2 separate regions of the Mus musculus genome follow, and region 1 is linked to region 2. A link is a loop called in an ENCODE intact Hi-C map of the cell type or tissue named here. Cell type or tissue: left cerebral cortex. All regions are shown on one strand. Each heading gives the region's core, and the rest is flanking DNA. Links, peaks and the distances in the headings are about the cores only. Region 1 has its middle 42 kb from the start of Gm41042. Region 2 has its middle 87 kb from the start of Gm41042.

Region 1 (2,918 bases), core at 144-2,643, 130 kb before region 2:
CTTCCTGCCTTCCTGCCTTCCTGCCTTCCTGCCTTCCTGCCTTCCTGCCTTCCTGCCTTCCTGCCTTCCTGCCTTCCTGCCTTCTTCCTGCCTTCCTGCCTGCCTGCCTTCCTGCCTGCCTGCCTCCCTGCCTTCCTGCCTGCCTGCCTCCCTGCCTGCCTGCCTCCCTGCCACCCTCCCTGCCACCCTCCCTGCCTTCCTGTCTGCCTCCCTGCCTCTCTCCCTGCCTCTCTCCCTGCCTCCCTCCCTGCCTCCCTACCTCCCTACCTCCTCACTCATTTTAACTATTTATGCTCGTTGTTCACATGCCTGGCTCTTCATTTGGCAGGGACAGGTTATCAGAGGAATCTTCTGTTTGCCTCCTTGGATGCTGATGTTTTAGCTAACTGGGAATTGAATAGGAGAAAGAGTCAAACCGAGGAATCTGGGCATGGGAAAGATTTTTTTCTTTTCTTTTCTTTTGTCCCTCTGGAGAATTGTTGTAAGCAGATATAAAGTGTCTTTTCTACTCAAACTACCTCTGAGCATTTTCAAGAATCAATTAGCTGTTGGCAGGGCAGAGAGCAGAGGCAGAATAAGGCATGTGGCGACAGCCTGAGACCCTGGCTGCACACTCTCTCACAGGCATGCTGTCCTTGATCATTAGAGAACCACAGTGACACTTCATCCCCTGGTGACTATTCCCATTACAGTCAGAACTTCAGACCAAGGGCACAGCTCTTGGGGTCTTGTTCTGCTCCAATAATAAACAAACAGTGGTGAGAAGAGACTGGGGGAAAGGGAGGCTGGCTGTCCCTTCCACAAGCAAAGCCAAGAAAAGGAAATAAAAAGGAATCAGCTTTTATTTGCTGACTTGGACTCCAGGACATCTGTGTATTGTCTGGACAGTTTTGTCATTGGCTGGACCAAGAGAAGCTTTCAGAAGAGTCTTAATTCTGAGAAGATGGAGCTCTTGACAGGAGCCCTCCTAAGCTTACAAAGTAGGTGTGACATGCCTCCTGCCAGCTGCACAGCAGGCAAAGCCTTCAACATATGCCTTTGGGGCTTGTGAGGTACAGGCTGAGGGTGGAATCAGAACACCTAAAAATGTGTCCAACTGAGCTGTCAGATAGTCACTCCACAGGAACAAACAGAGGTTCTAAAATATATGCATCACGCTAGGAACAGTTTTGGAGCTTAGAGCTCCCAGTCTATCAGTGACAGGGCCTGATAGATAGATGGGCCAAGAGTGGGCGACGGAAGAACAGGGAGATCCTGGTGGTGGTAGGTTCCAGGGAGAAGGTGAGCCTTGCCCCTCAGGAGGTTTGGAGACTTTCATACTCGTCAGCAAGCAAGAGGCTGGAGAGAAAGCTGCATCTTACATAATAGCCGAGAATTCTTATCTCCTTCTTAGGAACAAGCTGGGGGTGGTAGGTGGTAGCTATGCTGGTCTTTGGTTTTGCAATCTGCAAAGCTGAGGTGCAGTGAAGCGAGCTGGTCTGTCTTAGTCTTCTTAGCCAGATGTGCAGGCGAAGAGAGCTTCACCGCCCCTCAGCAGATTCTGCAGGAGTATCTATCTTCATCCTGGCCATTTACAACTTATACTCTGACTCTCCTGACTGGCTCCTGCAGAGGGCATCTGCAGCATTGCTGAGGGTGGCTGCCACACCAGGAATTCCTTAAACCTCGCCTCAAACTAGTGGTTTTGGGAAGTTCCTTAATTTCAGCGATGCCTCAAACTGCTTCCCTGTAAAATGAGGATGACAGCAGTCATAACAGGCTGTGATGAGAAAGAAGCATTTGCATGCCACTCCCACCCATGTTGACATGTGTACAACACGTATACACACGGCACAGCACAGCACAGACACACACACAACACACATACACATGCTTATCATCAACACCACCCCCCTGCAACTCCTCAAAAAACAAACAAATAAACAAACCAGCAGGAGGCAGGGGTTGGGAGGAGGTAGTGAGGATGTCAGCGGGGGAGGGAGCCAAGCATGAGCAGAGTACATGTCAAAATACCGTAACATGGACCCGAGACAGGACAGCTTGTAAGCACAGAGATTCAGGCTTCATCTCCAGAACCTAAGTGATAAGAGCTCGCCTTGGGAGGATGTAGCTGTAGACTCAGCACTGGGGAGGAAGATGCAGGCAGATCCCCGTGGCTCATTGGCCAGCCAGGCTAGCCTACTTGGTGAGGTCCAGGGCGGTGAGAGGCCCTGTTTATTTATTTATTTATTTATTTATTTATTTTTTAAGTCGATGTTATCTGAGAAATGATATTTTCATACTACACAAGGAAAATGCCACCATAATAGTTTTATATGGCAACCTAAAATTTTAATTATTAGAAGTTTGGGTGATTCTGATCCATTCAAGTTTAGTTTAAAAAAAATTAAAATTACATTTTATGCATGTCTGTATATGCTGCAGCACACACACGTAGGTCAGAGGACAGTTTGAGTCTCTATGTTTACCTGGGTCCCAGCGATTGAACTCAGGTTTCTGGCTGGGTGCAAACTGTGCCATCCTCAGAGCCGTTTCTCTGGCTTTCCAATCACTGTTCAGAACAAACTTCATAATGGCGGGAACTAAACACCTATGGTAAGATCAGGCACTGTCATCAGTGTGGTGTGGCTACTCCAGCATTGGCAGCTTGGGCCCAGGCAGTGTTGGTGTATCCTCTGATCTGTCTTGTCTGTGTATTTGTTGAGAGGAGAAAAGGAAATTTGTTGAAGTTGGCCCCTCTCTGGTCTTTGAAGACATTCTTTTTTTTTTTCCCCCCCTGGGTGCATGGCGCTGATAGAAGAAATGGTCAACCATGAATGAGAATGGCAGTGTGGGCGTGTCAGTGTGGGTGTGGCAGAAAGGAAGGCATCTGGGAGGAAAGCATGAAGGGAGACACTGAGTGCAGGCATGAACTCTGG
Region 2 (2,918 bases), core at 246-2,745:
GGCTGTAAGAGTGATGCCCGGGAAAGGCATCACCTCTCTTTTCTAGTGAGCATCCAGTAGTGGCCTTTCTCCTCCTCTTGTCTCCCTGAATTCTCAGCATCCCTGCATTTGGGGGACGTTACTTTGGCTCTTTAATGGCTCTTTCTGCTGGCTTGGCTTCTTTGACCCTTCCCCCCCATGCTGCTTGCTTAAGGCAGTAAACAGACCCCAAAAGAGATAGATAGAAAGGCAAGTCTTATTGACACACCAGCAGCAAATTGTCCAGCTGATGAAAAAAATCAGAATTCTTGGGGTGTTCTATTGAGAAAGTCCACATTAAAGTACACACAGAATGCTTGGGAAGGAGAATACCATGTGGCCTTTGATCTAGAGCTCAGGCCCATGCCTCTCTTTTGTTGGTTCTCATTTCTTGCCCCGAGTCTTGAAATATCTTCTTTGTATAGATTCCTCCCAGTTCCTCTTCTGAGGTTCCCATGTGTGCAAAGTTTGTCCATGCACACTAGCATGTCCAATGCACACTTGACCTTCCTCCCAAACTTCTTTTAGTTAACTCAGCTTCAATCCTCAGACCTCATCTGCCACTCCTCTGTATTTCTCACAGCTCATATCTAATCAGCTCTCACATCTGTCACAATATGTTCAGAAATCTGACCACTCTTCAAGCTTCACCCCCATCATTCCAATCTAAACTTCCTGCCTGTCTCCAGAGTTGCTGTAATAGTGTAATTCTTCCTTATACCACTCTCTTCCCCACGGACCAGCCAGTGTAAAGATTGCAAAATTCTGTTCCTTGTCAGACAGAAACCCATTAATGATTTCTCATTTCATTTGGTGAAGGATCCAGAATCCAACATGATCTGGCTTCTCTCCCTGACCTTTGATCTCACCTCCAGCCATCTTCTCCTTGCTTCCCTCTAGTCTATCCATAGAGGCCTTCTCACAAGGAACTTACCAGTCATAACTGCTTTTGTTCCTCATCTATCCAGAGCACCATCCTCCCTGTCCCCTACTTCATCTTTACCTCTCTGCTCAAAACCTTTATTAGAGGGTTTTCTGTGACCTATGTAGATGAATGCCCTCACCTAGAGCATGTTTATCATGCATTATGCATTCCTATTACCTAGAAAAGGGCCATCACCTGGTACAAGGTGATAGTCAGAAAAAATTTGCTCTTGGTGAAAAAAAAAAAAGAATTAGTGGATTCCAAGTAAGAAAATCATTTTGTTTTTGTTGTTTTTCATTGAATGTCTTTGATTTACTTTTGGGTTCCAGTACTACCTTGGTTAATATATAATTTATTTATTTTATCATCATGGAGAAGATTATTTATCTCAATTTACTTATTTATAAAATTAAGGGTTTTTCTAGCTAGTGTATAAGGCATGTGACCACATTTTTCTGAGACTACATAAGTGAAGCGTTTCTGAAATTCAGAAAGTGCACGCTAGGGCTTAAGCCGCTTCTACAGCCGTGTATCTGTGTTTGCAGCGCTGGGGACTGCACATTTCTTCAACACCACCTACTCACTCTGGAATCCTTCCTCCTCCTCAGCACATTCTGTACTTGTGCTCATATAAATATTATGTAGTTATGTGATATGTTGCCAGGTACAAGCTAATAGTGACAGAACACAAAGTTGTCATACAGTGTACATTGAGATATCAGAGAGGATTCAAGATTATCTGTAAAATAATCTGGCCACATTAATCTTCATTTTGCTATGTTCACTTGAGTAGAGAAGATATGCAGGAGTGTGGTGTGCAGTATTATAATCCAAGGAACACCCTTGGGGAATGCCTTACCTGTGAATTTCCATGGTTTCGTTACTGTGTTGGAAAATGGAATGGTTCAAAATCACTGGTGTTATCATGGGATTGCTAGAGGGAAGAGATGTATTCTCTGCCTTCATAGAGTTTGGTGTTGGCTGAACGGAAGATCTGTGAGTTCATACATGTGTGTGGTAGATGCTTGCTTGGTGTCTTAGTAAAGGTTTATTGTGATAAGACACCATAACCACACAATTCTTATAAAGGAAAGCATTTAATTGAGTCTGTCTTATAGTTCAGAAGTTTAGCCTATTATTAGCATGGCTGGAAGTGTGGCGGTTTATTAGTTAGGGTTTTACTGCTGTGAACAGACACCATGACCAAGTCAGTTCTATAAGGACAATGTTAAATTGGGGCTGTCTCACAAGTTCAGAGGTTCATTTCATTATCATCAAGGCAGGAGCATGGCAGCATCCAGGCAGGCATGGTGCAAGAGGAGATGAGAGTTCTACATCTTCATCTGAAGGCTGTTAGGAGAAGACTGTTAGGAGAAGACTGTCCAGGCAGCTAGGATGAGAGTCTTAAAGCCCATGCTAACAGTGAAACACCTACCCCAACAAGGCCACACCTCCAAATAGTGCCACTCCCTGGGCCAAGCATATTCAAGTCATGACAGGCAGCAGGCAGGCAGACATGGTGCTGCAGAAGGAACTGAGAGTTCTATATCTGGATCTGCAGTTAGCAGGAAGAAACAGTGAGCCAGTAGGTTCAGCTTGAGCTTCAGAGACCTCAAAGCCCAACCTCAGTGACATGCTTCCTCTAAAAGAGCCATAGGGATTCCAGCAAGGCCATACCTCCTAAGAGTGCCACTCCCAGTGAGCCTATGGAGACTTTTTATTCAAGCCATCAGATTTGATATGGTTGCTACTTGAGATTCAGGATGGAATACACATGGACTGTGATTATTCGAGTTTAGTTTAAAGAGAAAGGAGACTTGACTTGTGTCCTAAGGATCCTTTATTCTCAAGAGGCTGTTTATGCAGGACACTTTTCTTCTCTTTCCATTGTCCTAGTGTGATGGCACCTTGAATGGTACTGAGAGTCAGATGTTTGAGCTCTCTCAGATGTTTATAAATAAGCCCTCTTGAATTC

The links. Peaks named below come from ENCODE experiments on the same cell type or tissue, not always from the same donor. Only the 100,000 strongest peaks of a DNase experiment are listed, where the experiment ranks them.
Region 1: a loop joins it to region 2, with 2.7 times the contacts of the local background. A loop is called at or near these places in 2 of 42 quality-filtered maps.

Annotation. Positions count from the first base shown.
Region 1 is chr13:100,953,653-100,956,570 of GRCm38, forward strand. No RefSeq gene overlaps it. Among named protein-coding and RNA genes, the nearest start is that of Gm41042, 42 kb to the right of the region's middle. In left cerebral cortex, for the core only: a CTCF peak has its summit at 1,601 (motif pointing right); DNase peaks (open chromatin) are centred at 332, 1,105, 1,379 and 2,051; H3K27ac peaks cover 2,424 bases.
Region 2 is chr13:101,082,878-101,085,795 of GRCm38, forward strand. No RefSeq gene overlaps it. Among named protein-coding and RNA genes, the nearest start is that of Gm41042, 87 kb to the left of the region's middle. In left cerebral cortex, for the core only: a CTCF peak has its summit at 1,457; a DNase peak (open chromatin) is centred at 1,535.